Linked DNA regions of Homo sapiens: region 1 is linked to region 2. A link is a contact called in ENCODE Hi-C or POLR2A ChIA-PET data. All regions are on one chromosome and are shown on one strand. The core of a region is the stretch at or near the end of the contact, and the rest is flanking DNA. Distances in the headings are between cores, read along the strand shown.

Evidence for each region. Hi-C counts contacts between places; a loop is a spot of excess contacts on that map. ChIA-PET counts read pairs that join two places held with the same protein, here RNA polymerase II (POLR2A). Pooled maps may share reads with other maps.
Region 1: a pooled map shows a loop between it and region 2 (2.7-fold over the local background). The contact joins the enhancer-like site here to the promoter of CCDC92B in region 2. A Hi-C loop is called at or near these places in 4 of 50 pooled maps. POLR2A ChIA-PET finds 5 or more read pairs at or near these places in 2 of 52 experiments (WTC11 and activated naive CD4-positive, alpha-beta T cell).

Annotation. Positions count from the first base shown.
Region 1 is chr17:3,001,653-3,005,876 of GRCh38, forward strand. RAP1GAP2 (RAP1 GTPase activating protein 2) reads left to right here. Exons shown (of 25, transcript NM_015085.5): 15 at 3,717-3,788. Among named protein-coding and RNA genes, the nearest start is that of RAP1GAP2-AS1, 38 kb to the left of the region's middle. RefSeq lists enhancers at 887-1,056, 1,967-2,096, 2,267-2,316. Within about 2 kb of position 2,564, at least 37 of the 41 ENCODE cell types and tissues checked have a DNase peak (open chromatin) inside an H3K27ac peak, as active enhancers do.
Region 2 is chr17:2,747,649-2,751,404 of GRCh38, forward strand. It overlaps CCDC92B (coiled-coil domain containing 92B), which reads right to left and starts at 2,004. Exons shown (of 4, transcript NM_001355573.2): 1 at 1,763-2,004. MIR1253 (microRNA 1253) reads right to left here and starts at 534; the gene lies at 430-534. RefSeq lists a silencer at 2,194-2,383.

The DNA.
Region 1 (4,224 bases), core at 1,314-3,813, 250 kb after region 2:
AGCCACTGGGCAGCTGAACTACTCAACTGCTTCTTTTAATAGACAGTTGAAGAGGAAGAACTACTGGGAAGGATCCTTGGAATGAAGCCATGTGATAGGAGGGCTCCCAGACCCTCTGGCAGAACGAGGCCTCCTGTAGACGTTTAGCATTTGCTTCTCTTTCCCAATAGGAAATGCATCTCAGCTAACCAGCTTCTCCACTTTCCCGAGACCTTAGCCGAGTGGTGCACTCATACAGAGAAAAATCAGAGATCCAAAAAAGCGCCACCCCACCTCCAGCTGTGGTGCTAGAAGTCTTTACCCACTCTTCTTCTCCTTTTTTTTTTTTTTTTGAGACAGTCTCGCTGTCACCCAGGCTAGAGTGCAGTGGTGTGATCTTGGCTCACTGCAACCTCTGCCTCCCGGGTTCAAGCAATTCTCCTGCCTCAGCCTCCTGAGTAGGTGGGATTACAGGCACCCACCACCATGCCCGGCTAATTTTTGTATTTTTGGTAGAGACGGGGTTTCACCATGTTGGCCAGACCGGCCTTGAACTCCTGACTTTGTGATCCACTGGCCTCGGCCTCCCAAAGTGCTGGCATTACAGGCGTGAACCATCATGCCTGGCTGTCTTTACTCTTTCTTCTAAGCCACAAAGCACAGCATTGTCCTCAGAGGGGTGATGAGAAGCAGGGGGGCAGGGCTTCCCGGAGGAGCAGGCTGTGGTACCTTGATCGTGCACTCCACCTGCCAGGCAGACACTGAGGCTGGAAGGCCAGACGTGTGAATGAGGCCAGGGAGGGGGACCAGCCTTCCAAGGCACTCCCCAAAGCGCTGTCCATCCACACTCCCGGCAGCACCCCAGGTAATTAGCAGACTGCGAGGAGGACCCGGTTAGATCCCCCAGGGGGCCTGGGTGAAGCAGGACCTTAGCTGGCCCCTGCAGGCTCAGGGGCTGTGGCAAAGAAGGCTGAGATTTCCTCTGGGACTGAGTAAGCCCCAGGAGGCCTCCACTGGGGAGGGTGAGCTGAAGAAAGAAGAGTATAAAGGAGGGACAGGGTTGGGTGTGTGCAGGAAGGGGTCCTCTTCTGTCCACGGAGGGGCCGGGCTGCCTGGGGTTCTGGTCCTGGCACTGCCTCTGCTGCGTGACCTTGTTCCTTCCCTCTCTGGGCCTCTAGTTTTGTCTGTGTGAAATGAGGAAGTTGGATTAGACACCTGCAGGCTGCTAGCCCTGACATCCTGCGGGAGGGAAGGAGGCGTGCTTGGGTGTGTGTGTGTGTGGTGGGTTGCAAGGTGCTTTGGGGAAACTCTATTTCAGGAGCCCTTTACTGGGTGCAGGTCAGCAGGGGAAGTGAAAAGGCCACTGGGCGACAGTGGTTACCCCTTACCAGCTGCTTGCTCATGCCAGGCACGGTGCTGGGTCCTTAGACGCACAGTCTTGAATCCTGACAAGCCCCTGGTGAGACAAGACCTCTCGCTAGAGGGAGGAAATGGAAGCTGAGAGCTGAACCCACTTAAGGCCTGAGGCCACAGAGCCAGGGAGCTGTGGCTGAGGTCCTGTCTGGGTCTGCTTGCGGTCTTGGTCATTGAGCCATCAGAGCAGGCGAGAAATTGGCTCCACGGAGTCGGGTGTGCACGAAGCATCACTCTGGATTATTTTTCAGAAATGAGTGTAGTCCTCATCCTGCCTGCTTGGAAGGAAAGTCCAGCTCAGCCATCACCAGGACTACCCCTTTCCCTCCCCCCTATCCCTGCCTCCCTCTCCGGAAGTCCTCAAAGGTGTCAGGAATCTCAGGTGAAGCCCACCGCCGGGGAGGGCCCTGTCTTTGTAGCCCCCTCCCCGTTTCCCGTCACGACTTGTCTGTTGCTCGGACGATGCTCTGTGTGCCACCGCGGCTCCCAGGCCACTCTTGGGCGTGGGGCCTTTGTCACGTTTGAAGCTTTCTGAGGTTCCCAGTGCATCCTCATGACCCACACCAAGCTCCTTCCTCCTTCCAGCCATGCAGGTCCCTTCCCCAGAGTCACCTGCATCTGCCTCTCTCCCTCCCTCCAAGCCCTCGCTGGAGGCCCTCGCTGCATTTAGAAAACAGGAAGGTGGGGCTGTGTTCAGGCAACTTCTGCTTTCAGTCCAGTGACCCAGATGTCCCCAAGAGGGGGGAACAACAAAGGCCTGGCCGCCTGGTTGGAATGGGGTCAAGAGAGGCGCACAATGAGGATGGAAGGTGAACGCACGTCGCAAGGAAGGGCCCTGTCCTCCGTGTGGCCCACAGGGCTCTGCTGTGGGACTGTCCAGCTGGAGGGTTGGATGGACTTGAGGATGTGTCTGAAGCCACTTACACGGTCGGCACAGACCACTCTAATGCAGGCTGGAGGAGGAGGGGGAGTGGGGTGGGAAGGGCAGAGCTGGGGCTGCCCTCTGGCCTCTGTCCCAGGTGCCCACGGTCTGCAGTCTCCCCATAGCCTTCCCACACCCCCACCCCTGATTCTGGCTCTGTGACTGAATTCTTGACCTGGGCCACCGGTGCCTGGTGGGTGGTGGTAGGGAACCGGGTTCAGCTGCTGGAGCCCAGCCAGAAATCACGTCAGCCGAACGCGCACCATTTCCTGACTCGGGGCACTGCAGTTTGGGCTGGGCAGACAGCCTGGAGCTTGAGAAGAGAAAGCCCGTATTGACCAGCTCTCTCCCGCTCCGTTTCCCCTCCGGACTCTGGCAGGGCCTTTCCTTGGCTCGGTGCCCAGCTGCCTGCTCACCCGGCCTGGCAGACTCTGCATCTGCTCCACTTCACAGGCCGGGGAGGCTGGCAGCACGCCAGGGCTGGGCTCACGTCAGCGGCTGTGTAGGGAAGGGAGGGCAGTCTCCCGAGAGCCTCACAGCCTCGTGGGCTGAGAATAGGTGAAGTCAGGGCACCTCTGTGCAGAGGGAAGGCGGGGTGTGGGGCCCGTCCCACGCCTGGGCGACCCCCATGCAGCGAACCTCGAGGCCGTCACTCTAAAGCTCAGTCTCACTCAGGGTGCCAGAGGTGCGCGCCCCACCCTCAGTTCCTAGCCTGGGCCTAGGACTGGCTGACCCCGTGTGTGGGGCCAGGGCTCCCGAACACGGGTCCACCGGCTGCACGAGAGTTTCCGGGGGGCCCTACCCTTCCGATTCGGCAGGTTTAGGCCAGAGCCCATGAACCCAGTCTGTATTTTTAAACACCTGAAGCAATTTTGAAGCAATTCTGATTTATGGCCGAGCTGAGGAGTCAGGCTTGGGAAGAGAACCCCAGAGACGGGTCGGGAGAGGTCTGGATGCTCTGTTCCTCTGCGGCTAATCACCTGTGGGACTTGGGGGCTTCTCTGTGTGTCTCTGGGCATCTGTTTCCTCATCAGGGAGAACAGTTCTCCCTGTGCCTTCTCAGTAGGATTAGCGTCACGGTCGAATGAGGTCACGAGATGCCATCTCCCGGGCACTTGTATGGCATTAAAATTAGGGTCCCAGCCCTGTCCAGTCATCTTGCCAAACCTGCTTCTGGCCTCCAGGAATGCAGATGAGAGGCTGCGGATGGCCCCACACCGTCCGGCCCCACTTCTAGGAACAGGGTCAGGGCCTGTGCTGGCGATGCTCACAGGAGTATTTTGTTTGTGTTCTGGGAAGAGGAGGAGGGAGAAGGTGAGTAGCTTTGTAAGGAGCGTGGCTCCCGTAGGGGCAGCGCTCGTCTCTTCCCTCCAGGTCCGTACCATGACTCTGTTTCACTCAGGTCTCTGTCACTGCGCGGGAAGATGTGCCCACCTTTGGTCCACCTCTGCCCAGTCCCCCCGTTTTCCAGAAGGTAGGACACTCTTCCTTCTGCCCCTCTCGCATCCACGATGCCAGGTCTCAGTGCTTGAGTAGCAATGGTTGGGATGGAGCCAAATTCAGGCTGGGAACATTAGGGAGCTCCTTTTGCAGGTTTTGGGGGGAACCTCCTTTCTTGGGGTCTCTCCCCACCTCTTTCATGCTGCCAGTCTGGCCCAGCATAGGACCACTTGTCAGGGTGTTTGACACTGGGGTTGCTTTTCTGCTGAAAGACGGGCTTTTATGTTGAGCCCCGGTCAAGGAGCCTTGGGCAGGAATGAGCTCCAGTCGTGGAAGTGCCACTGTGGCTTCCCAGGACCAGGGAAGCGGGTTTCCTTGTTGGGATATTTGCAAGTGGGCTTGGCCTGGGCTAGAAATGATCCGCTGTCGGAAGGGACTTTTCAGGGGTTCTCCCCATGGCCCCGGCTCTG
Region 2 (3,756 bases), core at 754-3,253:
CCTGGGAGGCAGAGGTTGCAGTGAGTTGAGATCGCACCACTGCACTCCAACCTGGGCAATAAGAGCAAAACTCTATCTCAAAAGAAATAATCAATATGAGGTTTATGTTTCTTAGTCATTATTCCTGTTCATGGCCTGACTCAGAGGCCTGGGGCAGTCGGAAAGCAGGAACTCAAGAAGCCTTTCTTGGACATGGCATCAATGCATAAATAATAATACTTATAATAATAAGTAATTGGTACTGTTCTTAGCATTTTACATATATTAACTCATTTATCTTGGCAACAACCCCACGTTGAAGATTCTATTAATGTATCCACTTTATCGATGAGGAGACAGGCTTAGAAAGGTAAAGTAGTTTGCTCAGTATCTGCAACTACAGTGCCTGGCAACTAGAAGCACCCCACTGGGTGCTCGTCCTGGCGTTTATGGCTTCTCATAAGAGAATCCCAAAGGGGAGAAGATCAGCCTGCATTTAGCAGTCCACATCTGCAGGCTGATCTTCTTCTCTTTTGGATTCTATCTCTTGCTGCTCTGATGACAAACTCTTCCAGTAGCCCAGTAGCCAGGCCATCCCCTCACTTACTATATCCACCCTATCTCTGCCTCTTGAAGCCTGACCCATCCTTCAGGGCCTTGCTCTGATGTGACTTTTACCATGAAGCCATCCCTGATCCCCCACCAAGATGGAACGACTCTCTCCCGCCTCTCTGTTCCCCAGGCAATTTGTTGGAATCTGGGTGGCAGCTAGCACCACAGTCTGCCATATTATCACTCTTTGTTCTGTGTGTGTGTGTGTGTGCACGCATGCCTGCACGCACCTGGCTTCCGTGCAAAGCCATAAGTCTTCATCGTGTTTGTGTGTGTGTGTGTGTGTGTGTGTGTGTGTGTGCATGTGCCTGAATGCACCTGGCTTCTGTACTAAGCCATACGCTTCCTGAGGGCAAGGCTTTGTCTCTGGGAATCTCTTGCAAGGAACAGGCCCACAATGAATGCTGCTGAAACAGGGAGAATGGATTGAGTCTTACTGGGAATCACCAGGGCAAGTAAATACACATATTAAAAAATAAGTATGCTGGTCCCTCAACCCCACATCCTTGGCTTTCCTGGGGACTGGAGTTTGGAACAAGGATTCAGCCTTTGACAAATGTCTAGGACTCTGTCTGCAAGGTGGGGCCGCTTGGCCAGTGGTGGAGCCACACTCCCCAGGGACCTTGTGGTCCTCTCCACTCCGGAGCCCCTCCCCGCCGAACCCCTCAACTCTGGCTGCCCCCTGCACTGAAGCGCTCAGGACCCTCCACCTCAGCAAAGCTGAGGATCCAGTCACACGGGAATGGGGTGTATGGGGAAACTGGAGCCCCCCACCCCCTTCAGGCTTCAGGTTCTGCCCTGATTATGCCTCCAATATGACTCCCAGGGAAGGCAGGGGTTGGGGGGGGGATGTGGAGACTAAGGAGGACGGGGAAGCGAGGTAGCAGAGAGGAGGGCAAAGGCAGCAGAAATAAAGGTGTGCGTGGCGGGAGGTGGCGGGGCTCGACCTCGGGCCGCTCTGGACGCCCGGCAGTGCCAGGCAGGGCCCGGGTCTGGGCGGTGGAGGACAACTTCTGCCAGCAGCCCGCCGCGAGTCCTGTCCGCCTCCCGCGCGCTGCGGTGCCCAGCCCCGCGCCAGCCCTCCCGGGGGAGCTGGAGCTTGGCCGCGCTGCTCCCCCCTGGGGCCGCTCCGGCGCCCACACCCCCCACGCCCACCGACCGGCCTCCTCACCTTCGGGACCTGGGAGTCACCGGCCGGCGGGGCCCTGGGTCCGGGCCGGGCTGGGTGGGGGCGGCGCTCTTCCCCCCACGCTAGCTGCGCCCGGGGATCTGCAGCGCCCGCCCCGGCTGCGGCGCCATCAGCTGCTGGGAGGCTGCGGGGCAGTCGGGCCGGGGCTCCGGGGGGCTCGGGGGCGCCGAAGGGGGGTCGGGGGCGGGCTCGAGGCGTAAACACCCAGCAACGTGACCGGAACTGGCGAACGAGCCGGAGGGGTGCGGGGGGCGGGAGAGAGAAAGGGGGAGGGGAGGGACCTGAGACGGGCGGGGAGGGGCCGTGGGCGGGGCGGGGGGAGGGGAGGCCGGCGGCGCGCGGTCGGGGGGAGGGGGAACCCCGGGAGCCCCGAGAGCCCCGGGAACCGGGCCTGAGGCCCCCAGCGGGCCGCTGGGCTCGCGGAGCTGGCTTTGGCTGGTAGCTGGAAGGGCAAACTGGGGAACCCGCCGGTGCCTTGGCGCGCAGGGGCGCGGCGAAGGATCAGCACCGCGGACAGCGCCCAGGCCGCCAGGCCGCGATCCGCTCCGCCCCTCCCGCCCTGGCGTAGGAAGGAGAGGCAGCGCCCGCAGCCGCGCAGGCAAGGCTTGGGGCGAAGCGCGATCTGACCAGTGGGCTGGGAATCCGTCCCGTGTCTAGGCAGCAGCAAACCTGCCCCAGACCTCTCACTAGCTGTGTGGCCTTGGGTGAGTCACATCACCTCTCTGGGCCGCAGTTGATAAGATGCCCTATTTCTAAAATTCTTTTATTATTATTATTATGCTTTAAGTTCTATGAGGGTCCCAAGAGCCAAGGGAAGATTCTTGATAAACTCCAAAGTTCAGGCCGGGCGCAGTGGCTCACGCCTGTGAGGCCAGCAGTTTGGGAGGCCGAGGCGGGCGGATCACCTGAAGTCAGGAGTTCGAGACCAGCCTGGCCAACATGGTGTATGTATCCCAATCTCTACTAAAACTACAAAAATTAGCCGGGAGTGGCGGGCGCCTCTAATCCCAGCTACTCGGAAGGCTGAGGCAGGAGAATCGCTTGAACCTGGGAGGCAGAGGTTGCAGTGGCCAAGATCGTGCCACCGCACTCCAGCCTGTGTGACAGAGCGAGACTCTATGTCAAAAACAAATAAACAAAAAAACTCCAAAGTTCAGAACACGTGCGAGGCATTGCTGTTGATCCGTTTTCACCAAACGTGGGAGGCTTCAGGAGTCCCACTGTGTGCCTCAAAAGTGTGGCTGCCCTAATATCTTCCTCCTGCCGGGGGCTTGGTCTCATCTGTAAATGAGGATAATGATGATCTATGTAGCTCATAAGATCTTCGGGTTGTTGTGAGGATTAAATGAATTCCTTCCTGTAAAGTGCTCAGAACAGTACTGCTGAGTGCTTGTTAGGCCTCTGTGCTCATGACAAGGGATGAGGTAGCATTGTGTGAGTGGCAGGTGGCTCAGAGATTGCTCTGGGTAAGTCATTCCTGTCCCTGCCTGGAGGACTGGGCTGAGTGGATTCAGGCTAATGGGTTGGTGCCTGGCTTTCCCCACTCCATGGCTAGCCAAATAATCCCTGGCCTTTCCTCCTGGACCAAATTTTCAGAGAAGCCCTGTACCTTCAGAGCTGGGAGACCCGGCACCTACTTGCCACAGAGGCCCTGGGGAGGCCTCAAGGGGCACCCTGCCTCTCTATGGGTCCCTTTCCTCCCTGTCCTCCCCACTTTCCAAAGGTTAACTGGACTCAGGTGTCAACAACTAAAAAGCTTTAGCTGCTCCTGGAAAATTCTAATCCTAAAGAGTTGCAGGGGCCAGGCTCAGTGGCTCACGGCTCTAATCCCAGCATTTTCGGAGGCTGAGGTGGGTGGATCATGAGGTTAGGAATTCAAGACCAGCCTGACCAAGATGATAAAACCCTGTCTTTACTAAAAATACAAAAATTAGTCGGGCGTGGTGGCAGGTGCCTGTAATCCCAGCTACTCAGGA